Linked DNA regions of Homo sapiens: all the other regions are linked to region 1. The links are chromatin contacts, found by Hi-C or POLR2A ChIA-PET in ENCODE. All regions are on one chromosome and are shown on one strand. The core of a region is the stretch at or near the end of the contact, and the rest is flanking DNA. Distances in the headings are between cores, read along the strand shown. Region 1 holds the start of ATP9B (ATPase phospholipid transporting 9B (putative)). Region 2 overlaps CTDP1-DT (CTDP1 divergent transcript). Region 3 holds the start of SLC66A2 (solute carrier family 66 member 2). Region 4 holds the start of TXNL4A (thioredoxin like 4A). Region 5 overlaps LOC284240 (a long non-coding RNA gene).

What was found. A loop is a pair of places that touch in the nucleus more often than their neighbours do. ChIA-PET counts read pairs that join two places held with the same protein, here RNA polymerase II (POLR2A). Pooled maps may share reads with other maps.
Region 2: a pooled map shows a loop between it and region 1 (6-fold over the local background). The contact joins the enhancer-like site here to the promoter of ATP9B in region 1. A Hi-C loop is called at or near these places in 7 of 50 pooled maps.
Region 3: a map of ascending aorta shows a loop between it and region 1 (5-fold over the local background). The contact joins the promoter of SLC66A2 here to the promoter of ATP9B in region 1. A Hi-C loop is called at or near these places in 4 of 168 maps with a recorded cell type or tissue (CD4-positive, alpha-beta T cell, ascending aorta and naive thymus-derived CD4-positive, alpha-beta T cell), 4 of 37 single-sample maps with no recorded cell type and 22 of 50 pooled maps. POLR2A ChIA-PET finds 5 or more read pairs at or near these places in 1 of 52 experiments (activated B cell).
Region 4: a loop to region 1 is called in a map of naive thymus-derived CD4-positive, alpha-beta T cell, with 14 times the contacts of the local background. The contact joins the promoter of TXNL4A here to the promoter of ATP9B in region 1. A Hi-C loop is called at or near these places in 1 of 168 maps with a recorded cell type or tissue (naive thymus-derived CD4-positive, alpha-beta T cell), 2 of 37 single-sample maps with no recorded cell type and 14 of 50 pooled maps.
Region 5: a map of ascending aorta shows a loop between it and region 1 (6-fold over the local background). The contact joins the enhancer-like site here to the promoter of ATP9B in region 1. A Hi-C loop is called at or near these places in 2 of 168 maps with a recorded cell type or tissue (ascending aorta and tibial artery) and 6 of 50 pooled maps.

What each region holds. Positions count from the first base shown.
Region 1 is chr18:79,066,684-79,070,832 of GRCh38, reverse strand. It overlaps ATP9B (ATPase phospholipid transporting 9B (putative)), which reads right to left and starts at 1,439. Exons shown (of 30, transcript NM_198531.5): 1 at 1,304-1,439. The coding sequence starts at 1,422.
Region 2 is chr18:79,641,553-79,645,431 of GRCh38, reverse strand. CTDP1-DT (CTDP1 divergent transcript) reads left to right here. Exons shown (of 5, transcript NR_136643.1): 3 at 3,293-3,561. Among named protein-coding and RNA genes, the nearest start is that of CTDP1-DT, 36 kb to the left of the region's middle. RefSeq lists an enhancer at 1-466. Within about 2 kb of position 2,216, at least 5 of the 41 ENCODE cell types and tissues checked have a DNase peak (open chromatin) inside an H3K27ac peak, as active enhancers do.
Region 3 is chr18:79,949,446-79,953,878 of GRCh38, reverse strand. It overlaps SLC66A2 (solute carrier family 66 member 2), which reads left to right and starts at 2,226. Exons shown (of 6, transcript NM_025078.5): 1 at 2,226-2,298; 2 at 2,854-3,155. The coding sequence starts at 2,953. It overlaps LOC124904336 (a long non-coding RNA gene), which reads right to left and starts at 1,070. Exons shown (of 2, transcript XR_007066429.1): 1 at 800-1,070; 2 at 1-603. RefSeq lists silencers at 1,695-1,744, 1,875-2,384, 2,705-2,784, 2,825-2,944.
Region 4 is chr18:79,985,913-79,990,263 of GRCh38, reverse strand. TXNL4A (thioredoxin like 4A) reads left to right here and starts at 1,701. Exons shown (of 3, transcript NM_006701.5): 1 at 1,701-2,024. The coding sequence starts at 1,872. RefSeq lists silencers at 1,319-1,608, 1,649-1,888.
Region 5 is chr18:79,587,345-79,591,705 of GRCh38, reverse strand. LOC284240 (a long non-coding RNA gene) reads right to left here. Exons shown (of 4, transcript NR_148949.1): 4 at 2,688-4,361. Among named protein-coding and RNA genes, the nearest start is that of CTDP1-DT, 90 kb to the left of the region's middle. RefSeq lists an enhancer at 450-1,289. Within about 2 kb of position 2,350, at least 13 of the 41 ENCODE cell types and tissues checked have a DNase peak (open chromatin) inside an H3K27ac peak, as active enhancers do.

The DNA of each region.
Region 1 (4,149 bases), core at 190-2,689:
CCAAAAAAAAGCATAAATGGCGACATCAATATCTAATAAAGATTTTAGAGCAAAGAAAATTACCAGAGACAGAGGAACATTAACAATGAAAGGAACAATCCACCGAGATGACAAAAAATCTTGAATGTGCGTGCACCACATGACAGTGCTTCAAAGTACATGAGGCAAAAATGGATTCAATCTGTGATGGAAACCTATTTTGAAACAGGTGGCACATTTCCAACTAAAGAACTCCTAAAATTAAACAGATTTACTAACACAATTACTGTTATAGGTAACACCAGAACCCACTTCCAACCAAGCACTGAAAAAAGGGCACCTTACACATGTTCTACTGTAATCTCCAATAATCCCGTAAGAAAAAATATTATCCAGCATTTTACAGATGAGGAAACCATGGCTTGAGTTTAAATAAGTTACCCGAGAGTAAATCGCTAGTGGGTAAACACTCAAATCAGCGTTATAACATTCCAGTATGTACTTTGAGCTATATGTTAGTCTCTCAAATGGCCGAAAACAAAAATTATTCAAAAACTCAAATTCTGAAGCAACTACATATTGAGTGAAATTATGTTTTCGACAATTCCTCTGGAATAAAACTTCAAAAACTATAAGAAGCAACACTTTTTAAAATTTTCTTTTCTTTGAATGAGAAATGTTAAATATGAGCTAAATGCAATCTCGAGTATGAAAGGTCTGTACACTAATTCTACTGCTAACCTGTGACCCCACTAAACAAGTTAACCGTTCTCAATACCCCATTTCCCTTTCGTAAAAGCAAAATTACTTGTCGACAAAAAGCACTTTGTATATATATGTTTAAACAAAAAGTGTGCCTAGCAAAGATATCGAAATGTCGAAGAGAAGTCATTTCAATAAGAAGTGTGTTTTTAACAAAGCAATTAAAAGTTACATCCGTCACCTTCACAATTCACAGGGCTACAAGAACAAGTTTCGGAGACTCTGAAGTATCCGAGAAGTTAGCACTTTTGATCCCCGTTTACTTTAGGAGAGCAGCCACCCCTCAACACTGGACCGCGGTTCTCTGCTCCCGTTCTGGCTCCTACGCTCGGCCCAGGCGTCCCGGGGATGCAGCCGCTCGCCCCGGCAGCTGCCCGCGGCCCTCACCACCGGCGGACGCCACAGCTGCGGCGCGCTCAGAACGCCAAGGACTCCCGGCTCCCAGCGAACAGATGGGGCGCGCCGGTAGCGACCCCAGACCCGCCCGGCTCCGGGTTCCTGCGGTGGGCTGGGGGCCCCGGGGAGCGTCGGCGGGGAACGGGGCCAGTGCCGCCTCGGTTACCTGCTGTGCCGGTCGGCTCCCGGCCTGGGCCCCGCGGCGCTGTAGTAGGCCGCGCGTTTGCGGTTGGCTGCGGCCGCCGCTGCGCTACGCACCGGGTAAAGCGGGATCTGGTCCGCCATGTTCCGACCGCCCCTTTCCCGCCCCTCCCACTTTCCCCTCAATTCGCCACCTTTTCCCCGCCCTCTCCCCTCAGCGCCAACCCCGGCTGAGGCGCCGCCTGCGGGCCTTCCCCGCCTCCGCCAAGCGGCGAGGTCCGATGACGTAACGAGCGGCGGCGCGGAAGGTGTGGCGTCCCTAGGCCCCGCCCTCGTTTGGCGTCGGCGCACGATGACGTGCCCAGGGTGGCAAAAGCGCGGCGCAGGAGGCAGTGGAGTCCGGGCAATGACGTCACGAGTGGCTAAAGCTGGGACGGGGGGCGTCGCGTTCCGAGGCCCCGCCCCCGCCTCGTGACGGGCCCGATGACGTCACCGATCGGCGGGGCGGGGCGCGCGTGCGCCACAGGCTGGCCTTCCGGTAGCGCGCGAGGGCCTGCACGTGGGTCGTGGTTCGACCCGGCGCGCTCTGGTCCGCGGGTGGAAGGGCCTCGCAGCCGTCTCCTGGAAGCTCTGCCGGGGACACGCGTGGGCGCGCGCGGCCTCCTTAGCGGTCCAGAGCCTGCGCTGCCAGTAGTACGCGCGCCCCATGGCTGTGTGGGGCCCCACGCGCCCTCCTCGCCGCGCGGCTTCTTGCTTCCGCCCCGCGCTTCTCCAGCCTGCCTTCGGTGCCCGCTTCCTGCCCGCGCCCTTGGAACCGCTGGTGTCTGTGCGTTCACAGGCAGGGTCGTGCTACGTGGCCCGGGCCCCCAAAGCGCCGCGACTGCAGGCGCGCCCACCGCGCCGGGCTGAATTTCCGAGATGTTCTTGTCCTGCTTCCTCACTGCTGCTTCCTTCTTTCTCTGGTTCTGGGTCTTTAGCTTGATTCCACATCCCCCACCTCTAGGCCCACAGCCTGCTGAAAAGTCCTATAGGCGACTGTCAGAAACGAGGTTTACACCCTCAGTCTACACAAGAAAGCAAAACGATATTGAATAAACGAATACACGGCTTTGGTTGGGTTTGTTTCATTTCCTGTCCCGAGGACAGCTCCCTTCCACCTCCATCACCCGCTGCAGCTGGAAGCCGGCAAGCTGATGCACCGCTCACCTCACGTATTAATGGTTTACTCACTTTGTGTTTTTTTAAACAATGTTTTTCTGATATTCCATTTTCATGACATATAAATTTTGTCTATGTGTTTGAAACACTGTTCAACATGAACTTATAAATGCTTTTCTTTTCTGTTTTTTGGAGATGGGGTCTCTGTTACCCAGGCTGGAGTGTAATGTTTTGATCACGGCTCACTACATCTTCCACCTCTCAAGGTTCAGGTGATCTTCCCCCATCTGCATGTATTACTTTTTCATTATAAAAAATGGTCTTTATGAATATGAATATTCTTAATTTGTTGCTGCCACTCTGATTGCCAGTTTGCTTCTCAGCTGCTTTTCATGTAACCTGAATACATGCCACTCCACAGACACTAACTACTTTCAAAAGACGCCAATGGCCTCCTAATTGACAATGGCCTCACCCATTATTTCTCTACCTCACTCTCAGCCGCTGACACTGTTCACACCATCTCTCACCCACATTCAACAACTGATATTGATAACACCATCTCATTCTCACAGCACTGGCACTGTAACACCATCTCCTCACCCTCACTCAGTACCTGACAGTGATAACGCCGTCTCCTCACCCTCACTCAACTACTGACAGTGACAACAGCATCTTCTCACCCTCACTCAACTACTGACAGTGACAACACCATCTGACCCTCAGTCAACACCTGACAGTGACAACATCTTCTGACCCTCACTCAGCAACTGAAAGTGACAACAACATTTCTTCACCCTCACTCAACAACTGACAATGACAACACCTTCTCCTGACCCTCAACTACTGACAGGGACAACACCGTCTTCTCACCCTCACTCAATAACTGACAGCAACAACACCATCTCCTGACCCTCACTCAACTACTGACAGTAACACCATCATCTCCTGACCCTCACTCAACATCTGACAGTGACAGACCATCTCCTCTCTCTCACTCAACACCTGACAGTGATAACACCTTCTCCTCACCCTCACTCAACTTCCAACAGTGACAACAGCATCTCCTCACTGTCAGTCAACTACTGATAGTGACAACACCATCTCCTCACCCTCACTCAACACCTGAGAGTGACAACAGCATCTCCTCAGCCTCAGTCAACAACTGACAGTGTACCCTCACTCAACAACTGACAGTGACAACACCATCTCCTGACCCTCACTCAACTACTGACAGTGACAACACCGTCTCCTGTCTCCTTACCCTCACTCAACAACTGACAGTGACACCATCTCCTCACCCTCACTCAACACCTGACAGTGACAACAGCATCTCCTTACCCTCACTCAACACCTGAAAGTGACAACAGCATCTCAGCCTCATTCAAGAACTGACAGTGACAACATCTCCTCACCCTCACTCAACACCTGACAGTGACAACAGCATCTCCTCACCCTCACTCAACACCTGACAGTGACAACAGCATCTCCTCAGCCTCATTCAAGAACTGACAGTGACAACACCATCTCCTCAGCCTCACTCAACAGCTGACAGTGACAACATCATCTATACCCTCACTCAACACCTGACAGTGACAACAATATCTCCTCACCCTCTCTCAAGAACTGACAGTGGCAACACCATCTCCTCACCCTCACTCAACTACTGACAGTGACAACACCATCTCCTCACCCTCACTCAACACCTGACAG
Region 2 (3,879 bases), core at 967-3,466, 570 kb before region 1:
CTTCCTGCTGCTGGGCAGCAGAGGCTTCCTGGGGTGGCACTTCTGTGTTCACCCCATGAAGGCACTTTCTCTCTGAAGTTTACACACAAGGAAGACCCGTTTGAGGCCATGAAATGTGCACTGTGACAGTGACGAGCCTAGGGTCACACGGATTCATGGCTCCCGTGGAGCCACATTCCAGCATCTTTTGGGGGAGGACACTCCCTGCCGGGCAATGAGGAGCCAGTAGCAGGGTCTCCCCTCCCTGAAGACGGGCTGGACACAAATCACCTCATTTTCCACTCTGTCCACACCTGAGGCTGCATCTCAGCTGGAAAATTACACTGGAATTCTAAATAATAATCATTATTGTTTCTGGTTATTTTGAATCCACTGACAAAGACCTTTACAAAATAATTGCACCATTTGAGGTGCAGGGGAAGATTCTTGAGTTGGTGTGTGAGGAGAACATTAGGGAAATTCTGCAGTGGTGTTCTGTTTAGTAAGTATAATTGCAAGGAGTGTATCATGTTAAAACGCCTGACGTAGCGTCTTGTAATAACACATGGTTTCCGTCGAGAAGCAGATGGTTCTCGGCCTCCCCTTAGAATAAAACATCATCATTTCACCACACCCACAAGCTCCACTGCAGAGTGAGAGCAAAGCCGTATGCCGCACACTTCAGATCCGTGTAATTGCAGCCTGAGAACACTTTTTAGGGAGAAGTGCCTTTAAAAAGAAACAACTTATTAGAATATCAGATAAAAGGGTCCTGGAAGAATGGTATTCAGTAGTAACTATAGCTGTGGCTTACAGAAAAGCACAAATGAAACATTTCTATCTCGAAGACTTGTGGTCCCTGGATGTTTTAAACTTCATGTTTCTGGACAAAGTAAAAAAGACACACTCACTGTGCTTCAGATGCTTTCATTTCACCATAAGAAGACGTGAACAAGGTTTTTCTGCTCATATATTGAAACCTTTCACAAAAGTTCTCTTAAAAATGGAGATATAACTCGTACCATATAATTCATGCCTTTAAAATGCCCAATTCAGGGGTTTTTAGTATATTTACAAGGTTGTGCAGCCATTACCGCTATTCAGTTCCGGAGGGTTTTCATCACCAAAAGGAACCCGGGACCCTCAGGGTCAGGAACTTGCTTCCCAGTGTAATGGAAGCAGGCGGCCACTAGATGGAGACGTCTCTCCACCGCCTTGCAGGTGGGGCTCGCACCCCGGGGAGGTCAGAGGGAGGGACTCCGCGCAGGAGGCCGGCCTCAGCCCCGTGGCACCTGCAGGCCTCCGGACACCTGCCTCCGCCCCTCACTTCTCGCGAGACAGTTTCCCCAAATACCTTATGCCTAGTCCTGTCCGTGCAAGAGAGGCTCTTTAGGAAGAATGTGCACACACGTTCTTTATTTTACTAGTTATTTCTTACGTATTATTATACATTAATTCGAATGTGTTACAGAGAGTAATATAACAGGCACATTAGTCCATGATGTCACTCGTTTTACTTACAATGAGCCTAAGTGGAAAAGCAAAATTACATTTAAAATTAATTCGAGAAACATATTAAGTGACTGTCGGTTGAGGTGCAGACATGGCCAAGTCCTGTGGGGCACCCCAGCTTCTAGGCTCTGAAACAGCGCAGGAAGGATGCCTGTGGGAGGATGAAGTAAAAATCCCTTGACTTCCACGAGAATGGGACAGCCCCCTTCCAGGCGCAGATGTGTGCTCCACGTTGCCTGGGAATCGATGACTCTGTCTCACCTGCTCTCCCCTCCGGCCTCCAAGCAGGAGGCCCTTGATCCATTTGTGTGATCAGCCGCGGGGGACGAACTCCTCAGTCCTGGGGAGGTTCGTCCTCGGATAATGCAATCAGGAAGCTGGCTCTTTATGGAACTGGCCATCCCGGGCAGTGCTTGCAGTTATGGGGGCAAGAATACAGGCTGAGGGGCTGAGGGGGGTCTTTGGGCGGCACATGGCCATGGACGGGGCTTAGCTTACAATTTTGAAACCTGGAAATCAAGGTTTTGGAAACAAGCCTGATTGTAGGTTGAGTCACTCGGTGTTTTGGGGCCTCTGTCTGCTGGGGACGCACCAGCTGGGAGGGGAGGCAGCAAGTTCACCTGCTTCCTGTTCCCCCATGGGGCTTGGGTTCCTGTTCCCCCACGGGGAGCTTCTTGTTCTGCCACGGGGGCTTCCTGCTCCCCACGCTGCCCTGGCCTCCGCCTGTGCCTCTGTCAGCCAAAATCGCAGGCCTCAGAGGCTTCACATGCTCGGGGTAGGGTTTGACGTGGGCGGCAGTCCTGGGAAGTTAGAGGCCTCACCCCTATTTTCTAGATGAGAGAAGTGGCATTCAAAGCATTTAAGTAACTCTGGTTACTGGGGAGATGGTCTGTGAGCTTTGGTTCTTTAACTCCACACTTTCTTTTCATATATTCTACTTTCTCCGAATTATTTTCACCCCAGGAGAGTAAGGTACTTGCCTGTAGACTCACATGCTCTTGGCCACCTTCTAGCGCGGTAACTACCCACTTTGTCTTGGGGAGAGTGTGGAGTGAGGAAACCTGAGACAGCCCAGGATTTCTCCACCGCACACAGTGTTGCAATTTTTTGAGGGTGGGGGTGGAAATTCATGCACTAATTGCCTTTATGAGAACAAATGATGGCGTTGCGTAATGTTATTGTATAAAGGGAGTGTTATTTCCTATTATTAAGCATCTGCTTAAGATGCTTGGGGGAGAATATAAAAGTCATTTAAGAAATATTTGTTGAGGAAATAAATGAATAAATAAATTAGATAAGAATAGCACCTGGTCTCAAAGAATCATCAAGCTAATAAGATCTTCTATCGAGCTTATAAAAAACAAAGTTCTACCAAGAAGCTGGCAGGACTCTGTAGTCTTTCATGATTTCCAAATCGTGGAACCACCATCCACCTCTGCATTCCTGTTTGCAACTGAGGGTTCCACCAACCCCAGAGGGGAAGAAAAATCACAATACAACAATAAAAAAAACCCAATAAAATACCGTGTAAACAGTATTTACACCGCATTGCATAGTTCGAGGTATCCCAAGTCCTCTAGAGAGGATGCCCCATTCCAGGCGAGGCCCCGCCCCGTGGGTTCTGGCGTCGGGCGGGGGGGGGGGGTCTGGGGCGCCTCCCCTGGGGGTGTCACGAGGCCACCTGTGCGTCCACAGGGGCTTCTCGAGTTTGCCCCTCGCTGTCCCCACACCAGGGCAACATTGGGCCTTCAGACAGGTGTGTGCAAGATGAAAGATGAAATTCATTTTCCCATCTCCATAGCATCCGACAGACAATGCCGGCAAAACCCAGCCTGGTAAAGAGGGAGAGAAGGAACCAGGCTTTGGCAAGAGAGGCGCCGTGGTTTCCCCAGAGAACACAGTGGAAGACTTCCGAAGGGCCAGGTTCCTCCTCAGGGCGGAGGGGGCGGCGCTGACCGGGCTGAGACCGGGCTTGGAAGGAGCAGGTGGGGCTGGAGGCCCTGCAGGGTCTCGGCTGGGTCCGCAGTTTTAAATCAGAACGGGAGCTCCGGGCCTGTCATCGTCCTCATGGTAAGAGGCCTGGAACCCGAGGCCAGGAGGCTGGGAGGGAGCCTGGGGAGGCTAAAGTGAGCCCAGCCTGCCCGGGGTCTGCACTGGGGCCTCACTGCCCGGTCTCCTCTCCTCCTGACAATCAGGGGCGTTGATTAGCAGAAAACCCAGTTAGAGATGGTGCTGGTGGCAAATATGAAAAATGGCACAGTTGTCCGTCCCTTGATGTCCCTGGGGGACGCGTCCCAGAACCTCGAATATGGGACCAGTCCCCACACTCAGTCCCTGCAGCCAGGAGGACCTGCCATGTGCAAACTACTGGCTTAATAAATGTACCCA
Region 3 (4,433 bases), core at 977-3,476, 880 kb before region 1:
CCATGCCCAGATAATTTTTCTATCTTTTGTAGAGACGAGGTCTCACCATGTTGCTCAGGCTGGTCTCGAACTCCTGGGCTCAAGAGATTTACCTGCCTCAGGCTCCCAAAGTGCTGGGATTATAGGCGTGAGCCACAGTGTTTAGGGCCCACCTGGATAATCCAGGACAATCTCTCTATCTCAAGATCCTTAATGACATTAGAAAAAAAAATTGTTTTCCCATACGAGGTAATATTTACAGGTTGCCTGGATTAGGACTTGATGGCTTTATAAGGGCCATTTTCCAGCTGTGCATGGCTTGGTCGGCTTCTCTTGTTTGCAGGAAGCTATGTGACAAGCGCAGCACCTGCAATGAGCTGTGATTGGCTGATGTAGACTGGGGGTGGGGGCTCGGACCCCCGGCAGGTGGTGTTCGAAAAGGTACAAACTCACTCTGCAGTCATCAACTCACCTTTCGGGGTGCCTCTGAGGCGTGAGGCCTGTGGGGTGACGTCCGAGCATGCCAGATTTCGTCCACTGAGCCGGGCTCCTGGAGGCCCCGTGCACAGATGCAGCTCTAGGCCCCAGGCTGCGGGCACAATTTGCCCCATGCCTCCACAGCCTCTGGATTTAAGATAACCGAGGATAGCGTCTGGGACCCCAGTGCTCCCGTGAGGGTCAAGGAGGTCCGGAGCTTACTCCAACCTCCAGGGCAGAGAGGACAGATGATCCCAAAGGCTGCTGGGCTCAGGCTAGGGCGCGGCTGAGCAGGGGCAGCTGCTTTTTCTCTCCCAGGCTTCCTGCTGTGCCTTTTACTCACCTCTACGTTCCTGGTGCTGGGGCTCCGCAGCGCTGGCTCTAAAGAAGTTCCAACGCCAGCCTGGGGGCGCAAGGCAGGAGCGCCCTGTTTCCTCGATTGTTGGGGATTTGCTCCTAGTTAGGTGGTGACTGTCCTTATGATCCCCCATAAAACCAGTCGGGCAGGGGGCAGGGGGCAGGGGGCCGGGATCGTGGAGAAGAGGCCGCGGCTGGCGGGGAAGCAACCCTCAGCGTGGACCCCTCAACCTCGCGGCTCGCCCCTTACCCGTGCACCCCTCGCCTCACACCCCCGCGCCCCTCACCCACGCGTCCCTCACCCTACACACACCCGCCCATCACTCGCGCACCCTTCACCCCTCACCCACGCTCCCCTCACCCTTCACCGGCGCGCCCCTCACCCCTCACCCCTCACCCAGGCGCCCCTCACCCTTCACTCGCGCATCACTCACCCCTCACCCCTCACCCACGCTCCCCTCACCCCTCACCCCTCACCCGCGCTCCCCTCACCCCTCACCCGCGCGCCCCTCACCCCTCACCCGCGCTCCCCTCACACTTCACCCGCGCTCCCCTCACTCTTCACCCGCGCGCCCCTCATCCACGCGCCCCTCGCCCTCAGTCCTCACCCGCGCGGGCCAAGAGGGTCCCGGGCGAGGGCAGCTCCCCGCGGGCGGGTGTGGGGCTCGGAGTTGGCTTGGCACGCGAGGCCGGCAGCAGGGCCCGGGCTTCACGCACGCCTGGCCCCCGAGTCTGTCTTGAGGCTCAGGAGCTGCCTTTTCTGCAAATAGGCGCCCAACGGTTCAGCCCGGAGAACTACACGGGGATGGGGAGAGGCCGCCCCGCGTTTCTGCAGCGACAGCGACCGTGGCCGCAACCACGATAATGACAATGGCCACGGTGACGGCCGCGCGTCCAGCCGGCCCCCCGGCGACGGCCCCGGCGCATCTGCTCGTGGGGCACTTGCATCGGAGCGGAGACCCGCGGGGGGCGCTCCGTTTCCCGAGACCCCGGCCGCCTCTGGGCGCTGCAAACTCCGAGCCGGGTCCCCGGGTCTCCTGGGTCAGGACAGAGCTGGACGAGACTCGTCCCCGGGTGGCCCGCATTCAGGACACGCGTGAGAGGGGCGTCCGGACCCCGCGCCCCCGGCCCTCCAGGACGACGCCCTCCGCTTGGATGGCCGCGCGCCGGGACAGCTGGAGACGGGTTAACGTGGGCGCCAGGCCTGAGGGACCGGCCCCGCCCGGCTGGTATTTCCCGACCGGGCGGGAGGAGCCACGCGCCCCCACCGCCCCGACAGCCCCGGCTCCCGGCCCCGCCTGCGCCCGCCCTGCCCAGCGCGCTCTAGGACACCGCGGCGCCTCCGCGCAGCTCCGGCGTGGGCGGGGCCCGGCATTGTGACGTCACGGGGCGGGGTTTCCCGGCGCCTGAGCGGACTGACGCCGAGACGCGCGCGGGTCAGCGGCGCGGGGACGCGGGGCGCTGGGCGCGGGGCTGGGGGCGCAGGTAAGGAGCGCGGGGGCGGCGCGGGGTCCTCGGGGGGCGGCCTAGGGCGGCCGAGGACGCAGGGCCGGGGCAGTTGGTCGCGGCCTTCAGTCCCCTGGCTTGGTCCTGTGGGGTCCCCGGCCCGGCACCTCCTCCCGCGAGCCGTGCGCCCCCATCCTGGGCCTGCGCCCCCTTCCCCCGAGCCGTGCGCCCCCATGCTAGGCCCTGTGACCCTCCCCCGAACAGTGCGCCCCGATCCTGGGCCCTGCGCCCCCTCCCCCACCCCATCCCGGGGCGCGCGTGGACCCCCGCCGGCTAAGCGCACCCGGGCGGTGACCCCAGGGGCTTCGCCCGTCCTCGACCCCGGCGCTGGGACCCCTCCCCAGCCCCCTCCGGGAGCGTCTCGGGACCCCCAGACACCCCCCCGTCCCAGGCAGGGGCCGCTCCTCGCGCGCCCCGGGCCCCGGTCGCCCCCGCTCTGCCTCGGGTCCTGCGGCTGGCGCGGGTCGGGTCGGGTCCGTGCGCGCCGCCCCAGCCTCCCTGGGCGGAACTCGAGCAGCTCCCCGCTCCCCGCAGGCCCCGAGGCCGCAGGAGCGCGCGGAGCGGCGATGAGCAGGCGGCCGGTGGCCCGCGGGGCGCGGAGCCCGTGACAGCCTCGGCCAGGCGGGCGCTGCGATGGAGGCCGAGGGCCTGGACTGGCTCCTGGTGCCACTGCACCAGCTGGTGTCCTGGGGCGCGGCCGCGGCCATGGTCTTCGGAGGGGTGGTGCCCTACGTCCCGCAGTATCGGGACATTCGCAGGACGCAGAACGCCGACGGCTTCTCCACCTACGTGTGCCTGGTGCTGCTGGTGGCCAACATTTTGCGGATACTCTTCTGGTAAGTTGGGGGCTTGCTTTCCTGGGCTGCACCCGGAGAAGAGGGTTTCTCCTTTGGGGTTTCTGGTTGAGGCCGGGGGAGCAGCAGGGTCCACACCTCCCTGCTGGGCCAGCGTCCCACTCTGCCGTGGATGGGGTACGTGGCTGCAGGCAAGTCACTTCTTAGGGTGAGATTATTTTTCCAGAAAAACGGTGGGGTTGGAGCACAGAATCTCAGAGAAAATCTCCAGATCCGCCTCCTTGCATGATGTTCCACATGGGTACTTAGCAGGGACCTCTCAGCTGGGCACTGGCCTAGGCCTGCCTGTGGAGAGGAGCCGTTCCTGCCCTCCTTTTTCATGTTGTATAGTTTTTCTTTGTTGTTTTGAGAGAGGGTCTTGCTCTGTGGTCCAGGCTGAAGTGCATGATGACATGACAGCTCACCGCAGTCTCCACGTTCCTGGGCTCAGGTGATCCTCCCATCTCAGCCTCCCGAGTAGCTGGGACCACAGGCGCACCACCACACCCGGCTAATTGTTTTTTTTGTATTTTTTGTAGAGACAGGGGAGTGGGGGGTTGTCTCACTTTGTTGCCCAGGCTGGTCTCGAACTCCTGGCCTCAAGCATCCCTCCCCACTGGGCCTCTGAAAGGGCTGGGATTACAAGCTGAGCCACGGCGCCTGGCCTGCCTTATTTAAATAGGAAGTCACTCTCTCTGGAGACTGTCTTGTTCCTCTCCCCAACTTCCTCTTTGTATTTGTATTAGGCTAAGGAAATTGAAATTAATTTTAACAGTTGTTGAAGGCAGACATAATTGGGAGGGTGAGTTTTCAGAGGAAATGAGGTCTCACAGCTGCATTCTAAGGCCAAAAACGTCTGAAATTTTTCTTTCTTCTGGGTGATCCCAGCCTCTCTGTCCGGGCAGATTGGAAGGTGTCTGCTGCTCTTCCTATGAAGAGGGCCTGGTGGAGGGGTGGAGAGAAGGAGTCCAGGCAGCTGGTGTCAAGAACTCTGCTTCTGACTCTGGTCACTGAGTAATCACGTACCTGCTTCTTTGCCTGTTAGTTTTGTTTTGTTTTTTTTTGAGACAGAGTCTTGCTCTGTCGCCAGGCTGGAGTGCAGTGGTACAATCTCGGCTCACTGCAGCCTCTGACTCCTGGGTTCAAGTGATTCTCCTGCCTCAGCCTCCTGAGTAGCTGGGACTACAGGTGCCTGCCACCATACCCAGGTAATTTTTGTATTTTTAGTAGAGACCAGGTTTCACCATGTTGACCAGGATGGTCTCGATCCCTTGACCTCAT
Region 4 (4,351 bases), core at 452-2,951, 920 kb before region 1:
TTACAATAAAGCATTTCGTATATAATTGGGAAATATTCTGTATTATGTAAAAAGCTTAATCTGGCAGTGAGCTGCACTTGTGATTCTAGTATTTAAATTGTGGGTGCATATTATCAAAGCACCTTATGGTGCTGTGTCCCAGAGGAAACCAAACATGGAACCCATTTCAATCCCCATGCCAGCAGGCTCTTCAGACTGTAGTTCTCACCATGCCACAGCCCATCTGAGAGACACCACAGCATCTGCATAGTGATTTGTTGTTGTTTTTGAGATGGAGTCTCACTCTGTCACCCAGGCTGGAGTGAAGTGGTGCGATCTCAGCTCACTGCAACCTCCACCCCCTGGGTTCAAGCGATTCTCCTGCCTCAGCCTCCCTAGTAGCTGGGATTATAGGCGGGCGCCACCATGCCCGGGTAATTTTTTGTATTTTTAGTAGAGACGGGGTTTCACCATGTTGGCCAGACTGGTCTTGAACTCCCGACCATAGGCGATCCGCCGGCCTCGGCCTCCCAAAGTGCTGGGATTACAGGCGTGAGCCACCGCGCCCGGGCGTGATTTGTTTTAAATTTGTCATCTAAAGGACCACCAGGATAGCTAGATAGTAGACAAGAGTTTTACTATCAATATCAGTTTGCAAACCAGGGAGTCTCCAGCATGAACCCAAAGTGCTCTCTCAGAAGAACAGAGGTTAGAGGTTTTATTTTAAAAAGAGAAATATTAACTTATTTCTCTTTGAGAAAGTTCACTGGCACTAGTAAGGGTTTGGGGAGCTCTGACTGGTGAGCGAAGCCAGGGGGCCAGATCAGTCCTGGAGGTGGAAGTTATGCTGAAGCTATGGAATAAAACTGGCTTTAGGTCGGGCGCGGTGGCTTCTTCCTGTAATTTCAGCGCTTTGGGAGGCCGAGGCGGGCAGATCACTTGAGGTCAGGAGTTCAAGACCAGCCTGGCCAACATGGTTAAACCCCGTCTCTACTAAGTACAAAAAAACACTAGCCGGGCTGGCGCCTTGTAGTCCCAGCTTATGGGGAGGCGGAGGCAGGAGAAGCGCTTGACCCCGGGAGGCGGAGGCTGCAGTGGGCCAAGATCACGTCACTGCACGTCTCAAAAAAAAATTTTTTTTCTTTATAAAAAGACAAATTAAAAAACCTGGTTTCAGGTTACAACAGGCAGCTCAGCAGCCGGCCTGATGGTGACATTCCTCAAGGACGGCCTGCCCAGTGCTTCCTCCCTACCCCGCTGCTCGACTCTGCTGTGGTTGGGTATGGCAACAACGACACATTTTTATGATCAAGTTTCACAAATGACACACATGAACTGTCTTAGTAACACACAGAAACAAGCACCAGAAAGGAAGAAAACGAGCCGCAGTGCCGGGCATTCCGGGCCTTTCTGGACGTCCCCATCCGTGGCTGGAGGACAGCCCGGGCGGCGGCGGGCGGCCTCGGGGCGGGAGCGTGGGGGCAGGGCACGGCGAGCCCGGGGCTTCTCAGGACCACCAGGCCGCCTGGACGCTGGGGAGGAACCCCCACTCCGACAGCTGCTATGACGGAACCAACGGCGCTCCACGGTGCCCAGGTCGCCGCCGCTCCACCCGGCCAACTACACGTTCGCGCGGCGCCTATACGCACATGCCGTCAGCACGCACGGCGCTAGCGCGCGCGCATGCCGTCAGCACGCACGGCGTCGGTGCGTGCGCGCCCAGACGTTCTGCCGGGTGGCAGTCCCAGCGGAGTTTGCGTGTGCGGGCGGGACCGGATTTCGTCCGTGGGCCCGGGGGCGGCGGGGGCCGGGGAGTGAGGGGCCGGCTGAGCCCACCTCGCTGGGCCCTCCCTGGCGCCCCGCCTTGGGCGGCGGCGAGCGCGCGGGCCGCCATGTCGTACATGCTCCCGCACCTGCACAACGGCTGGCAGGTGGACCAGGCCATCCTCTCGGAGGAGGACCGCGTGGTCGTCATCCGCTTCGGCCACGACTGGGATCCTACGTGCATGAAGATGGACGAGGTCCTGTACAGCATCGCCGAGAAGGTAGCGCGCCGGACTCTCCCGCTCTGCGGGCTGTGCTTCCGCATCTGCCCCGCGCCTCTGCCCTGCCGGCGTCGCCTGGGGGCGCGAGCTGTTCCCCGAGGAGGGGCCGCGGCTCCGTCGTTCAGGCGATTCCTCCCCTCGCTGCGGTCGAGCGCTCTCGGGGACTGTGCCGGCGTTTCACGCCTTTTTCTGCGGGGAGCTCTTGTAGTTTTTCATATTTTAAAGGGTTTATGATCCCCCTCCTCTCAAATGAATTAATTATTTCTGTTGATAAGGCGTTTTTCCCAAACTTATAGTTCAGTGAACAAAATGCACTTGCAGGTTTTATTGAGAGCGCGGATCCTTAATTTAAAAGGACGTCTTTTTTTGGTACCTGAGTTATTCGTTGTATGCATAAAGCAGGACTTTCATGTTCATAGCATGAGAAATCCTGCTTTTCTGTGGGTGTGTTTTTTTATCCCACCACGCTTTTTGTGAGTCATGTGGTTTACAGCTTACAGTGATTGAGGTGCAGTAAACATCAGGAGAAAATAGAAATATGCTTTGTTAGAATTAGTTCTCTGAATTTCTAATATTAGTACACTGAGTGGTCTTGGCATTTACTTGCTGACAATAAAAGTTGTAGGACACTATTTTATAACCAGATTTCATTCTTTTTCTGTGGTTCCTCATAGCAATTTTAGGATGACTTTTATTGAGGTTTTGCAGCTGTAGCAATAGGGCAAAGGGCACAAATACTAGGGTGTTAATAAAATATTTGCCATATTAATTTTCCATAAGTAATTTGAGAGGTTATTCCTTTTAATGAAGAGTAAAAGTAACATTGAAGCTATCTTTTCTTTCACAGATGCTAAAAAGTAGGCCTGGGTTAAAATAACTCCTTTGAGTAAAGAGTAACAGATGTAAGGACATATTTTATATTCAGGAAAGGAAAGACTATCTGGCCTGCCATTTATTAATTTTTGCTATTTCTTATTTAGTAGGAGAGGCATGAAGTTAGGAACTGTTGTTATATTTTAGTTATTACAAGACTCCCTTGGAGTGCTTACTAGAATGCATCTGTGATTCTGATTCTATGGGTATGGGGTGAAGTCCAGCAATGGCTTTTTAAAGAAGCCCCTCAGGGAATTCTGATGCGACTTGACCTTGAACCACCTTCCATGGGGGTCAGGGATGGAGGTGGAGTAGCTTTAGTACCAGCCATCTCGCAGCCTCTTCCTCCTGGACACTGAGGACTTGAGGAGGGACCTAGGGAATTCGGGAGAGCAGCAGTTCTCTCACACGCTGGGGGTTCTGCCAGCCGGGGATTAGAGATGATGAGAGAGGCAGTGCCACACATCAGTTTGTCATTGCTTGAGCTGTAGTGGACAAGGGCAGATACTGGAAATCCAGCGAAGAATTGACTAAGAGCAGTTTCCCAATAAGTAAATCACTGCTGTATTGACTTTGAGTTATGAATTCTAGAATCTTTCACTGTTCTACATTGCAGGTGGTGGCATAAACATCGGGTGGTGTTCAGATCCTGCTGCCGGCAGCTCGAGGCTAGGATGGCTGGAGATGTGAGGGCCTTTGTCTCATCACATCCGAGCACAGCTCAGCAAGATGCTCTTAGCTAGAAAACAGATTTTATGTGTTAATGTAAGTGTTTAGGGTCTTTGCCAGATTTGCTCTTTTCCAACTCCTTTATGTCCAATTTCTTTGTTATTACAGAATGAATCACTGTATCACTAGTGGACACACATAGTGGACACACACTTAAGGACAGTTGAAATGGGCTCACTTTGGGGTATTTTTTTTGGTCTTTTAAAATAGTCTGATTTTTGTTTTTGTCCAAAAATTTGGATAGCTTTATTAATAAACTTTTAATGCGAATATTATAATATAGTTATTAAAAGGGCAAACCTAGGCCAGGCGCGGTAGTTCATGTCTGTAATCCCAGCACTTTGGGAGGCCAGCGTAGGCGATCACTTGAGCCCAGGGATTCGAGACCAGCCTGGACAATATGGTGAAACCCCTTCTCTACTAAAAGTACAAATGCCGGGCGTGGTGGCACGTGCCTGTAGTCCCAGCTACTTGGGAGGCTGAGGTGGGAGAATCACCTGAGCCCGGGAAGTCAAGACTGCAGTGAGCCATGATTACACCACTGAACTCCAGCCTGGGCAACAGGAGTGAGACTCTGTCTCCAAAAAAAAAAAAAGTGCACACCTGAAATGCATTAAAAGAATATTCATGTTTTATTTTCTTCTTAGTCTATGGGCAAATATGACTTCCTAATTCTGGAAGCCCTTTTTTGGAGAAGCTCAACAGAAATTTTTGAAATATAAGGT
Region 5 (4,361 bases), core at 1,101-3,600, 520 kb before region 1:
GTGTATATACACATGTCAGCATACATATTTAATGTATATAAGCACACATGACCAAATGCATTGTTGCTATTACTTTGGACAAACTTATCTATTAGATCAGTGGAGAATCGGAACAGTGTTTTTATCTTACTTTACTTTTTCCTCTTCCAATATTCTTCCTGTCTTTGGATCTGAGTAGTATTCTCACTCTAAAGAGCTTCCTTTCTCATTTCTCACAGGGCAGGTTTATTGACAACTGATTCCCTCAAGTTTTGTTTTTCTGGGAAAGTCTTTTTTTTCTCCTTCACTTTAAAGGATAACTTCACAGGGTACAGAATTGTAGGTTGGGGTCTATTTTTTCCTTTCTCAACACTTTAAATATTTCGTTTCATTCTTTTCCTGCTTGTGTGGTTTCCGAGCTTTCAAATGAAATGTCTGTCTTTGCTCCTCTGCAGCCGAGGCATCTGCATCCTCAGTTTGTCACTCATTCATTCACTTCTACCCCAAGTGGGCCCACAGCTGCTGCTGGAGAACGGAGGGGACGTCACCTTGTTCTTGCCTGCAGAAGCTGCAAGTCCAACAGCAAAGGGGACCTACTGCACGAGAATGAGGAGAGCTGCAGGGTGGGGGGCTCAGGCACCAACCCCCACCCCCCCCACCACCAAGGGCCTTCTAGGCAAGGCTCTCATGTGTGGAACGGAGGCCAGCTGGAGGGCAGGGCCAGGCACGTGTCCCAGCTGCTCCTCAGCGTGGCTTCCCCTCCCGAACAGAGCAGCTCACACAGTAACAGTGACAATAATCACAGTGGCTAGCGTGAGGTCGACACTCCTCGGGCGGGCACCATGCTCCTGTCGGACTCACATGAGTCAGCATTTGGATAACCCCTGCCTGTACCTCCACAGGGTTCTTAGGACAATGGGAAGAGCCTGTGTGAGTGTGGGAAAGGCAGCTGCAGGTCCCGTGCTGAGAAGGTCCCTCGCCTAGAAGCCAGTGCCTCTGGTCTGGTTCAGGCCCTGTCTGCACAGTGAGTCCAGCTGGCATCCATAGGAAGAAAGGGTGTTCCCCGGGCGTGCTCCAGAAGCAGCTACACATCTGTCGGGCTGCAGCAGAGGCTGCATCTCAGCGTGTTCCCTGGATGCCCCTGACCCTGTGACGGCTCAGAAACAGCAGCTGTGGGCAAACCACGGTGACGGCCATGTGGGCCCAGCTCCCTCCTGCTGCTCTGGCCAGAGCCCGTTGCCGTGGTGGCAGAGGCATCTCTGGATTTCCTGCTGCAGCAGGACAGAGTCCACATCAGGACTTGAATGTTCCCTGCAGCACAAGGAGGCGAGAGAGGTGGGTTCGAGTCCCGCTCCTGCACGGGTGAGGGTGGTGTCTGGATGTGGAGGCCAGGGCCTGGAAGCCTTCACCCCTCACCAGCAAGGTGGGCAGGTGCTGCGGCCGGGCCTGCAGTTCTGCTCCCCCGCTGCCCGGGTCCCCGGTTCTGCTCCCCCACTGCCCGGGTCCCCAGGCATGCACGGAGTCCTGGACTTTCACTCCCCTGGGCGGTCAGTGGGAGAGAGAGGCCTGGGGTCTCTGCTGAGGAATCATCGTGTCACTCGCCCTCCCTTCAGAGTTCGGGAAACTGAGGCAGGAGAGGCTGAAGTTGCCAGAGGTCACGCGCTAAGGAGCTGCAGAGCCAGCTTTGCGTCCCTCCCCTGTGGGGCCCCAGGAGGGCTGTGAGGCTGGGGAACCCACTGCGGGGTCCGGAGCTCCAGGATCTGGTGCTGAGGCCCTGGGAGGAAGAGGGAACCTACGGACTGCTCGTGGCTCCCCTACTCCCGGGGAAATGCAGGGAAACTGAAGCCTGGGCTGTCCCCTCTCCCAGCTGGCAGAGGGCCCTCAGGTACGATGGAGAGTGAGACATGCAGGGTGGGGAGGGCAGGGCAGGTGGCAGGGAGACATGGAGGGCGGGGAGGGCAGCAGGGACAGGCAAAAGGAAGCAGCCCCACCCCTCTATGCCAGGAGCACCCCATACCATGACTGTGACAGCCACAGATGCCTCCAGACATGACCACGTGTTCCCTGGGGACAGAACCACCGGGCAGAGCACGTCCAGGCTTCCGGGGATCCCCGGAGGTGGCTGCCTCCTCACGGCGTCTCCCCATCCTTCCCCATCTCCCTTCTCCCTCCCCCGTCCCTGGAAAGGTCTGCTTCAAACCTGTGAGAAATGACTAGGGGCGGCTGTAAAATCAAAACCTTCCCCTCAGGCCCAGAGGAAAAATGAGCCACTTCCATTTCTTGGCGCTTTTCCCTGTGAGCCTTGGACAAGCTTCCCGAGGCCTGGCCTCCGCCCAAGCAGCCGGTCCCTCCCAGGGGCCTCCCCGTCGGGCTTCCTCGTCCTAAATGGAGTTGGAGGCGCCTCAGCAAACCCAGCGATGGGGCGAGGATTTTCAGAGCGGGCCCTACCTGATGATGGGAGGGATCATGTTTTCTCCAATATTGCCAGAATAGCAGTGTTGTAAAGGTTGCTACAGAAACACCTCGGGTCAGCGCCGAGTCCAAAATAGAGCGTCTAGACAAACTCCTACTGTCTGACCTTCGACGTGTTTCCTAATCCATCCAATCTTGCCAAGCAAATTGGTGACTAAGCAGCAATTCCCTTTACACTCTGTCATAAAGGCCTGACGAGGCCCAGGCGCTGTGCTACATTTCAGTCTGGCTGTGGCGGCCGCTCCACCCGCACGGCTCCCACGTGGCTTCCCAGCGCGATGTGTGCCTGGGTCGCCATGAACTAATTTCAAGGCCGAGTCCAAAAGCCACAGGGCTGCCGGAAAACAGAACTCACTTTCAGCCAGCAGGGCCCCAGAGTTGACATAAAATGTGAAGAGGGAGTCTGGAGGCGGCTCTGGCGAAAACAAAATAGAAGTTGGGGACGGGCCGGCCCCAGTGGCCTCCCTCCGTGCAGGGGCTGGGAGGGGGTGGGGCAGCGGTTCTGCTAAATGAATAGAGCCAGCTGCTTGGCGAGGCCGAGCCCCTCCTCTGTCTCCCCTGCAATGCTCTGTCCTGAGCCTCTCAGTCACCTGTGTGAAGGGACTCAGACGCAAGGAGAGTTGTGCTCTGCTCTAAATAAGCACAGTGGAGACCCTGATGTGGTGGAATGGGGCGGCTTCCTTTTGCCCTGAGTCCGAGGCTCTGGGTTTCGGGCACTTGGGCTGGGCATGCTGCAGGTGGGACGGGGCTGAGGCTCCACTGGGCAGGGGCATGGAGCTGCAGAGCGGGCACTTTGCGGTGAGGGAGGTGGTGTAGGCTGGGCAGAGTGGGACGTGGGCGGCCTGGGGGACACTGAGATTCATGGGTCGGGGGCAGGGGCTGCCCCGGGTGCTGCCGCGGGTGCTGCCGCCGGCATGGCCACGCATCTGGCTTCTGTGCCTCTGGTGACCAGGCTATTTCCACAGATGGCAAAGCTGGCTGTAATTGGGGTTGCTTCCCCAGGGACAAACCACTGGTCCTAAAATGGAAGGCGAGGGAGGGGAGAAGACTGTTTTACTGGAAAAGAGGCCACTTTGCCAGAACCACGTTGGTGCCACAAAGTGAGGAATACCTGTCTCTCCACACTGGTGCCAGTTGGCCCATCGCTGTAGCTTAACTGTCCAAAAAAGGAAAAAGAAACACTTCCACCAGATAGTATAACTCTTGGACCGGAGAGTGAAGTGGAAGCCTCACTCTAAACCTTTCTGCAGCTGCACGCTGGGCCTGGCCGGAGTCCCGCCGAGCAGAGCGGAAAGTGAGCCGGTACCAGTGCTCGTGGCAGGGTGAGCCTTGCGTGTGCTGCGTCTTGAAGGGGGCGGCTTTGCGGCTTAGCATGTCGCTTTTCTATACATACCAGAAACGCAAGTTTTCCAGAGTCCTCTGGCCAGAGGTGGGTGAGGCATTGGCAGTTCTTCAGAAGACACAGAGAAGCCTACATGTTTCTCTGAATTTCTCATAAACTGCCCCTGGCTGGCGCTGAAGCTCCTTCAGAGGCAAAGAGCTTCAGACGGGCGATGCCTGCCCGTTGGCCCCTGGCAGACCTGCCAGCCTCCAGGCTGAGAGCAGGGTTCCAGCAGCATCTGAGCAGCCAGGCCCAGGTCTAGCCACCGCAGCCCGCACAGGCCTCTGCAGCCCCCGACTCAGCGGCATGGGTAAGCTTGGCTCCGCGGGGCCACAGCAGAGCCTGGAGACACAGAGGCTATCCCTGCAGTGGCACCTGGGAGATGCCACTAAGCCGTTGCCTGCAGCCATGACTCAGCCCAGCAGTCCAAGTGCTAGACGGAGAGCTGCTCCCATCTACGGGGTGCCCACTGGGTGGGCAGGAGTGGGGCAGGCGAGGGGAAAGCTCCTGCCCACATCTCCTGGGCTCT